Regions from separate parts of the Mus musculus genome. Here region 1 is linked to region 2. A link is a loop called in an ENCODE intact Hi-C map of the cell type or tissue named here. Cell type or tissue: gastrocnemius. All regions are shown on one strand.

What was found. Hi-C counts contacts between places; a loop is a spot of excess contacts. Peaks named below come from ENCODE experiments on the same cell type or tissue, not always from the same donor. Only the 100,000 strongest peaks of a DNase experiment are listed, where the experiment ranks them.
Region 1: it touches region 2 in a loop (8-fold over the local background); 23 of 42 quality-filtered maps call a loop at or near these places.

What each region holds. Positions count from the first base shown.
Region 1 is chr11:108,447,159-108,452,158 of GRCm38, forward strand. The region is part of intron 4 of Cep112 (centrosomal protein 112); the gene reads left to right. Among named protein-coding and RNA genes, the nearest start is that of Cep112, 24 kb to the left of the region's middle. In gastrocnemius, a CTCF peak has its summit at 185 (motif pointing right); DNase peaks (open chromatin) are centred at 189 and 2,829.
Region 2 is chr11:109,027,717-109,032,716 of GRCm38, forward strand. The region is part of intron 3 of Gm36876 (a long non-coding RNA gene); the gene reads left to right. Among named protein-coding and RNA genes, the nearest start is that of Gm24149, 37 kb to the right of the region's middle. In gastrocnemius, a CTCF peak has its summit at 2,948 (motif pointing left); a DNase peak (open chromatin) is centred at 2,931.

The sequences.
Region 1 (5,000 bases), 580 kb before region 2:
TTCCTCAGCAGTGACTGGTATTGGAATGGGTTGTGTTTCTAGGATACCCTTATCTACAAATAGCTTAGGTAGAAATCATAGAAAATTTGTTTTTTTAAAAAAATTAGTGTTCAGGTAATATGTGAATGGGTGTTTTGCTTGTATGCATATCTTATGTGCAGTGTGCATGCAGTACCTGTAGAGGCCAGAAGAGGTCCCCAGTCAGATTCCCAGGGATTATAGTTATATGTGGTTAAGAGCTGCTATGTAGGTTCTGGGAATTGAACTTGTGTCCTTTGGAAGAGCCTGTGCTCTTAACTACTGAGCCACCTCTTCAGCCCTTTGTCTGTGATTTACTGGTGCCACCCCAGAAATCTGGACAAATTCCTTTGTCCTTAGTTGTTTTCTGGTTTGCCTTGGTTCAAATCCTACTTCTGATAACTTGGCAGCCAACTGTCCTCAGGTGAATTACTTAATTTCTCTAAACTCGAGTGCCATCATGTTGTAAGATGAGGTTGTATGGAACTCAGTGTCAGGATAAAGTGAAACAACATAGGAATTACTGAGTATCAGCTGTGGCTACTCCCGTTGGTGGCATGGTGGCCATTGTCCCAGTTCATTCAAGGACTCACTTGTCATAGTTTGACTGTCCTTCCTAAGGAGTCTCAAATCTACTAGTCATCAACTGTTTTCAGCTTCTAGAAGCCTGCTTGTATTCTCCACTAAAGTAAATTGACACTGGTGGGGGGGGGGTTCTGTTTGTAACTGCACACTATCAAAAGAGGTTGCTGTGGTTCTTATTTTGTTTGTTTTTGAAACAGGAGCTCATGTGTCAAGGATTGGCCTTGATCTTGCTAAGTAGCTGAGAATGAATTTGAGCTTCTGATCTTCTTGCTCCCACCTCCTGGGGATCAAACCCAAGGCCTCCTGCATGCTAGGCCAGCACTCCATCAACTGTTCTGCATCCCCGGCCTCCAAACTGGGGAAAGGTTTTAAGAGGTGATTTGTAGGCATGTTTATGCAAGGGAATTCGTTAGTCCCACTTTCTAGGATACAAGGAACACAGTGTGGTGCGCTGTGCTGTACCTGCATGTGCAGCTGTGGAGGAATGTGTAGACACCACTTCATGTCATTTCTGTGTTTTTTCATGTTCTTTCTCAAAGAGAAGATAAAGCTAACAGGTTGCATTCTTACAATTCTATGAAAGAGATTTTGAAGCTTTATAAAAAAAGAGTATTATTCAGTGAAATATGATGTTATCTGATAGTTTGTCTCCAAGGTACACTTGGAATCGGAGATAGAACAAGATGGAAAGAATACCTATTTAATACCATTTATTTTTTTATTGGAGAGTTTAATTAAACATTGGTCATTACTTTTGCTGGCTTTGTATGTGTGTGTGGATGTATGCACATGTTTATGTGCATGTGTGGGTTTGTGCATGTGGAGGCCAGAGGTGGATGCTGTCTTTCTCAGTCCCTTTCTACTTTATGTTTTGAGACAGGGTTTCTCACTAAAGTAGGGTCTCTTGCTGAGCCTGGAGCTCACTGCTTGGCTAGGCTGGCTGGCGAGTAAGATGCTGAGATCTGTCTGCTTCTGCTTCCAAAACCTTGGGATTTCAGTGTTGTTTCTCCAGGTTTTTAGTGTGGTGGTTGGGATGCACCATCAAACTATTGTATTTGTACAGTGTGAAATTTACCAACTAAACTATCCCCTCAGCCTTACTACTTCGCTTTTTAGAATAAAATACTTTATACCTGTGTGAAGGTAATTCACTTGATAAAAATATTATTACATTATTTAAAGTTTTCAATTAAAAGCTGTACAAGAAGAGTTAGAGGGTGCGCTGGATATATAGTTTTATATCAACTTGACACAAGCTAAAGTCTTCTGAAAGGAGAACATCTCAATTGAGAAAATGCTGCTATATTAGGACGTTTTCTTAATTAGTGATTGATGGGAGATGGCCCGGCCTATTGTGGGTGATGCCATTCCTGGCCTTGTGGTCCTGGATTCTATAAGGAAGCAGGCTTCGAAAGCCAGGGGAAGTAAGCCAGTGAGCAGCATCCATCCATAGCTTCTACATCAGCTCCTGCCTCCAGGTCCCTGACCTGTTTGAGTTTCTGTTATGACTGCCTTTGATGATGAACAGTGATTTGAAAGTGTGAGCTGAATAGAATAAACCCTTTGCTGAGCACATTTCTTTGGTTATGGTGTTTTGTTTCATCACAGTTGTAACCCTAAGGCAGAGACTGAAGGGGATTCAAGTTTATTAAAATCTGGCCTCTGAATGGATGGTCAATGGAGGAAGAACATCACTTCTGCCTATTGTAGATGACTTCAGTTTATTGGGGAAAATGTATTTCTTTAGATATCTTTATGTATCATTTTATAAGGAGTCTAGATTATTTAAAACTTGTAGCTTTGTTGAAACATGATATGCATACATTTCAACGTATCAAATTTAGGCTAATTTTATATCAATTGGAACTTATCTTTTAACTTTTATTGGGTCAGCTAAATTATATATGTATTCATGCTTATAAGAAAGGACTCGGAGAATAATTACCCTGCTTTAAAAGATTACAAGGGACTATAGTTTTTGTGTGTTTGCTTTCATGAGGGTTTTCCATAGCCTATTTGATGGTAGCTTTTAGTTTGGAATGAGGAATATAGTCATAGTTTGTCTTTATGGAAAATGTGCTTTGCTTTACAATGATCCTCTTCATATGTGGTTTTCAGGAATGTATTGTGGTAGAAAGCTGATATTCTCTGTGCCCTTTAAAAAGGTCTCCCAGTGTAGCTAGAATTTCCTTTGCACATGCAGGTTACCAGCACATCCAGCAGAGGGCGCTCGAGTACAATGAAAACATGCTTTGTTGCCTAATCTATTTGAACATTTTTGTTTTGTTTTGTTTATTTGAAGATTATTAATTTGGTTTTTTAGTCTTTGTTACCCCAAAATAGCAGTGGAATATTTTTCTTTGTCAAACTCCATTCTATGTGAGATGACATACTATAAATACTCTGTCGCCTGATTTGGGAGTAGGGACTTGGCAGGAAGCTAGTAAGTACCCTTTTTCTTAGAGAATCTATGACTGTTGGCATGAGTGTGACTAGGATTCACATAGTGGAGGCTCTTATGTATTATTGATAAAGGAATAGTCATCTAAGAGTGCCACCAGTGTTTGGGCAATGATACATTTGATTGTAGCTGTGGCCAATAGACGTTTTGTTTTGGTAAGAGTGGTAACGTTCTGTAGCTGTGTTTCCAATGCAGTGTGTGTTTCTCACCATGGCTGTTACTCACTTGAAATGAGGTTGAGGAGCTTGACTTTGCATTCTGTGCTTAATTTTGTCCAAAAGGCTGAGAACTATAAAATTTTGCATTCTGGTAGCTATAAATGGCTGTATGAGACCAGTGATCACTATGACGGACACTGCAGTTGTAGACCTGGGTCTTCTGCTGAGCCATCACAGAGCTTGAGCTGTGTGGAGAACTGCTGCCATCTTTTCTGTCCAGGTAGAGTGTGGGGGCATGAGTTCTAGGACTGGGTTCTGTGATAAGAGCTGGCTAGGTGAGGGGAGACCTTTTGTCTGCTTCTGTGCTGTTCTTGGATGTCCCCTATGTTGATGATCACCCAAGAGCAGTGCCGTGTTGCTCTTCACTGGTCATTCTCTGCCTTCTGAGAACCTGTCCCTAACAAAAAGACAGCCTTTCGTTAATTTATTTGAGAAAAAAACAACTGGTATTGAATAAATATGAATACTTTGATATTTGACTACACCTTTGATGGTATCTTGTTTAGCTCTTGCTATAAGCGTGCTATGATAACAAGTAGTGAAAACTGTCCCGTAATCATCAAATCACTTCTCATTAGTTCTCACTATGAATAAGCTAAATGTCATGCTGAGGATTTACCAGTGCAGGCAAGTGGCAGTAACTAGTCCCTGAGACAGAACAGCTGTGAAATGTGCTCATGCATTAGGTTCCCCAACTAAGTCAGATTTTGTCATATTTTTCTTTTGCTTCTTTTTTAATGAAAAAAGCTTTATAACATTGTTTTTTCTTATAAACAAGCTTCTTCCATTAAGATATTGTTTTTTAAAAATTTTTTCTATAACAATTGAAAAAGCAGCTATACTTACACATGTATTACAAGCTTTAATTTTAAGGCAACTGGGAATTGTAAGCCAGAGCAAAAATGAAACATGCTAATTTAAAGGTGTGTCAAAGGTACTTTGTATTTTAAGCTGTTTTAACATAGGGAACAAGAAATATATTTATGGAACCAGGTTATATTCTGACTTTGCTAAGCATCTTTTGACAGTTTTATATTTGTAAATACTGAGATTTTAGTTATCTTTAGCCTTCATTTCTTTCCTTCATTTCCTCCCCCTTTTGCTGAAATGTATTTTAACAACAGGCTCCTCCTATCTTGATGATTTTTCTCTTTGCTACTGTCATGGTTTGTATATGCTTGACCCAGGGAGTGGCATATTAGGAAGTGTGGTCCCGTTGGAGTAGGTATGTCACTGTGGGTATGGGCTATAAGACCCTCATCCTAGCTGCTTGGAAGCTAGTATTCTGGTAGCAGCCTCCAGATGAAGATGTAGAACTCTCAGCCTCTCAGCTCTGTCTGTACCATGCCTGCCTGGATGCTGCCATGCTCCTGCCTAGTGGACTGAACCTCTGGAGCTGTAAGCCAGCCCCAATTAAATATCCTTGTAAGAGTTGCCTTGGTTATGGTGTCTGTTCACAGCAGTAAAATTTTAAGACCAAAATTAGTACCAGGAGTGGGGTATTGCTATGATAGGCCTGATCATGCTTTTGCTTGGAAGAATGGGGATTCTGGGACTTTAGCTTTAGAAAACAGTGGAATCCTTTAAGTAGGGCTTAATGGTCTATCCTAAAAAGAATATGGGAGACTGTGTGATGAGAGTGATTCAAACTCTGCAGACCCGGCCTATGAGATTTCAGTGCAGAAGAATTTCAGTATGTGGCATAGAGACTGTTTTTG
Region 2 (5,000 bases):
GATCTCAACTAACCTTATCCTTTTTCTAGTCAAGAAACCGGCACCCAGCAAAGCTAAGTGGCTCACACAAGGGTGACTTGAAGGTGACAAGAGCCTGATTCCACCTTTTCATCTGCTGATTTTTATCTCCTCAAAGTAACACTGTCTGTTATAGCTCTGTCTCTTGCCAGCTCTGTGTCCTTGGCTGTAACTTCTCTCTTCACTTATGTTCCCATTTGTATGACTTGGGTGGAGGGAGGGGGCAGCCCTAGCTCCGTCTCAGAAGTGCTATGCAGATTAAATTAATTCATATAAGCTGCTTGGTAGATAGATAGGTAGATAGATAGATAGATAGATAGATAGATAGATAGATAGATAGATGATAGGTAGATAGATGATAAGTAGATAGATAGATAGATAGATAGATAGATAGATAGATAGACAGATGATAGGTAGATAGATGATAGGTAGATAGATAGATAGATAGATAGATAGATAGATAGATAGATAGATAGATAGATGATAGATGATAGGGAGATAGATAGATAGATAGATAATAGTATGTAGATAGGTAGGTAGGTAGATGGGTGGATAGGTAGATAGATAGATTAGATAGATAGATAGATAGATAGATAGATAGATAGATGATAAGTAGGTAGATAGATGATAAGTAGGTAGATAGATAGATAGATAGATAGATAGATAGATAGACAGATGATTGGTAGATAGATGATAGGTAGATAGATAGACAGACAGACAGATAGATAGATAGATAGATAGATAGATAGATAGGGAGATAGATAGATAGATAGATAGGTAGGTAGATAGATAGATAGATAGATAGGGAGATAGATAGATAGGGAGATAGATAGATAGATAGATAGATAGGTAGATAGATAGATAGATAGATAGACAGACAGACAGATAGATAGGGAGATAGATAGATAGATAGATGGATAGATAGAGAGATAGATAGATAGATAGATAGATAGATAGATAGATAGATAGATAGATAATAGTAGGTAGATAGGTAGGTAGGTAGATGGGTGGATAGGTAGATAGATTAGATAATAGATAGATAGATAGATAGATAGATAGATAGATAGATAGGTGGATGATAGATCATAGGCAATAGGTGATTAGATGGCAAACGGATAATGGATATATATATATATATATATATTATATATGATAGATGGATCTGTAGATAGATGATATAGAGGTCACAGGCAGACAGAGTGTAAATGTAGTCGCCAAACAAACAGGATGTGTGTTGTTGTACCAGGAAGTGGATACTTACAGTTCGTAGTTTCTGACAGAGGAATTCAGAGTGTTCAGAGGAGGGATACTCCTAAACCAACCAGCTGTGGCCAGCAGGCTGCTGTCAGGTGGTGGGGAAGTGGCTCTACTCACAAAAGAAATGTGCAAGAATAGGGAGGCATTGAGAATGTGGGGAAAGAAGGAGAAAGCAGAAGACCCTGGCCCCATGGCCTTAGGGCATTTGCTCTCTTTGACACTGGAAACAGCATCCATTTTGTTAACATTGAGTTCTGTGTGAGTGTGTGTATGTACATGTGTATGTGGGCATACATATGTAGAGGTATGCACGTGGTGCGTGTAGGTCAGAGGACAACCTCAGGTGTCATCTGCCTTATTTCTTCAACTCCCGTCAGCCCAGAGTTCACGAATTAGACTAGACAGCCCCCAGGATGTACTGTCTTCTCCTGCACAGCATGCGGATTGCAAGTGTGCTACCAAAGCCCAGTGCGCAGATCTGTTTTGTGTTGGCTTTGAGCTCAGATTGAACTCAGATCTGGCTAAGCTTTCTCCCTGGCTCCTAAGCTTCAACTTTTGGATGTCTGGAGGCAAGTGGGGACAAGCAGGAAGGGTGATTTTCTTCTTCATTTATTGTGAAATAGCATTGGTAGCTTACAGATCAAAAGAAACGAAGAGCAAAGAGATTTCCCTACCGTTGTCTTTTACCAAAACAGGAGCAGGGACAGGAGCCTGGAGATTCTGAGGTTTTTCTTAGGTGGCATGGGCAACAGGGAAGAGGAAGAGAAGGAGGAGCAGGAGGAAGAGGAGCAGGAGGAAGAGGAGCAGGAGGAAGGGGGGAGGAGGAGGAAGGAGGAGGAGGAGGGGGAAGAAGAGGAGGGGAAGGGATATTCCCGGAGAATGAAAGAATTACAAGATACTATCAAAGCTGAGATGAGGTGTCTGAAGAGACCTGAGACCTGAGAGGGCATTACTTCCTGGGGCCCAGTAAGGTGCAAGGTGATCCATGCCTGACTAAAGATCCTCCCTTTCGGGTTGCTCTTCTGACTTAGAGCTATGTTCAGTGCCTGGCTGACATCCTGTATTGGCTGAAACACACACATCCTGCCTCTGCAAACAGACGGATTGTCCAATTGTTTCCGGTCATTGTTACTACATAGCGTTCTGGTCAGCGCTGGTCGGTGTCAGCTGGGCAAATCACAGTAAAGTGACAGAATCCTTTCATAGGTTTTTATCACTTGTTATCATTCATGAACCTCATTCTAGCTAACTGATGTAGCTGGAAAGGCAAAAAATAAGACAATGACCTGCGCTGACTCTATACACAGAGTCAACACATGACAGTGTTGTCCACTGCATTGCAATGTCTTGGAAGTTTTTCTGGGGCCCAGATAGGCTGCGAGGTTAGTGAGAGCAAGTGCAACTGAGTTCTAAGGGGGCTCTTTGCCAGGAGGTTAGTCTGGAGAGAGAGAGAGAGAGAGAGAGAGAGAGAGAGAGAGAGAGAGAGAGAGAGAGAGAGAGAGAGAGAGAGAAACTGTCGATATTTTGTCTGTTTGTCAGCATAGTTACTGATACAAGAGACGTTTTAGGAGAACAGACATGGGGCTGCTGGACTTTGGTTAGATTTTCAAATGGTAGGTGACTCACATCAGTCCCAGGTGATCCCATGCCCTCTTCTGGCCCCTTCCAGTACTGCATCCATGTGGTGCCCAGACATACATACAGGCAAAACACATACATTAAAAAAAAAAAAAAAAAAAAGGTAATTTTTCTCCCCAAAAGAAGGGACATTCTGGGCATGTCATGAGTTCTAGTTAGCTTTTTATCACTGTAATAAAGACCATGACCAAAAGAAACGTGGGCAGCACAGGGTTCATTTCCCCTTACATGTCCCAGTCATAATTTATCATAAGGGGAAATGAGAGAGAGCAGAAAATCAAGGCAGGGCCTGAAGCAGAGGCCATGGAGGTCTGCTTACTGTCTTGATTCCCATGGCCTGCTCAGTCGGCTTTCTCGTATGACCTCAGACCCCCTGCCCAGGGCTAGAACCCCTTCTCACATCAGCACTGATCAGGAAGATGCCTCACTGACTGTCTGATGGAGGCATTTTCTTAATTGACGACTTCCAATGGTGTCAAGTTGACAGAACTCTAAGGCACACCATGTGACCAGCACATAATGGCACCTCCTTTTCTGGTGACTTCTCTCTAGAGGAGAAGCCACTTAGAAACTTGGATGTCCTATGTTGGGTTCCCCCAGAAATCATAGCAAAAGCTCATGCATAGCAACTTGTTGGTGAGGAGGCGCTGCTGTGTCAGTTTGGATTAACATTCCTCCTCCTTAGCCTCCTCTGCCCTTCAAATCAGAGAGGCCTCAGAGGTGGGGAGAATGTTGTCTATAGAGACATTTGATAACATCTAACTTGTGGGCACATCAAACCTTCTCTCTCTCTCTCTCTCTCTCTCTCTCTCTCTCTCTCTCTCTCTCTGTGTGTGTGTGTGTGTGTGTGTGTGTGTGTGAGAGAGAGAGAGAGAGAGAGAGAGAGAGAGCACATCTGTGCTTGTCCATGTGCAGGTCAACCTTGGATATTGTTCCTCACACACTGTTCTTCTTTTCTTTCTTCTGAGCAGCGTTTTCCACTGGCCTACAACTCAGTAAAAGACTCAAGGAATACATGTGTCTCCGTCTCCCCAGAGTGGGGGTTACAGATTCATGCCAACACATCCAGCTTTTGAAGCATGGGTTCTGGGCAGAGAATTCTGCTCCTGGAGCTGGCAAGCTGATTTCTTCTTAGACTGAGTCATCATCTCCCTAGCCTGTGTCCAACCTGGGGACATCACAGTGCAATGTTGTCATCGACAGAATGTCACTCCTAAGAACTGCATGAATCAGTTGAAAGAGCTATCATAAGACCAAAATTTATGACTATGTTTTATGCTTAGTTTCATACCTGAGCAAGGCTGCATGTAGCTTCATAAGACCCATAAGTTGGACACACATGATGAAGACATCTTTGATTGTCATGGGTAAAGGGTTGCTACTGTCCTAAGGTAAATAGGGACCAAGAGTATTGCTCAACACATTATAAAGCACAGTTATCCCCAGACAAAGACAATTTCAGTCCCTGGTGCAACATGCTTGCCAGGTTAAGCAGGGCTGACTTAGGGTGATAGCTGGAGCAGGAGCGGGAGCGGGGGGGCGGGGGCGGGGGCGGGGGCAGGGGCAGGAGCAGGAGCAGGAGAAGCAGCAGCAGCAGCAGCAGCAGCAGCAGCAAGCTGGGAAACACCCAACTGCATTAGAAGAGAACTAACGGGATATTTAAAAAGTTGTTTACATCATTCAAATTGTGCCTGTGTATATGTGTGCATGAACAACACACCGTGTATGTGTAGGTCAGAGGAAAACTCTTGGAACTTGTTTCTCTCTTCCCACCATGTAGGTTTTGGTGATTAAACTTGGGTAATCAATCAGGGTTGGCAGCAAGTGACTTTACCCACAGAGCCATCTTACCATCCCTCAAGTGGGATATTTAAAAGTGCTCTCCTATTCCTAAGTGCCCTACAGAACTCAGCAGGAACCCCTGATACACAAGTGACAGGAAGAAACAGTATTTTTTGTTCCCAACATCCTCAAAGAGGCATCCTCACTCTTACCCTGGATTGGCCCTGATTTGCTCTACCTTTGAGCCTGAAAGTCATAAGCCCATTTAAGAAGACTCCATTTATAACATCTTCTTGCTAATGAAT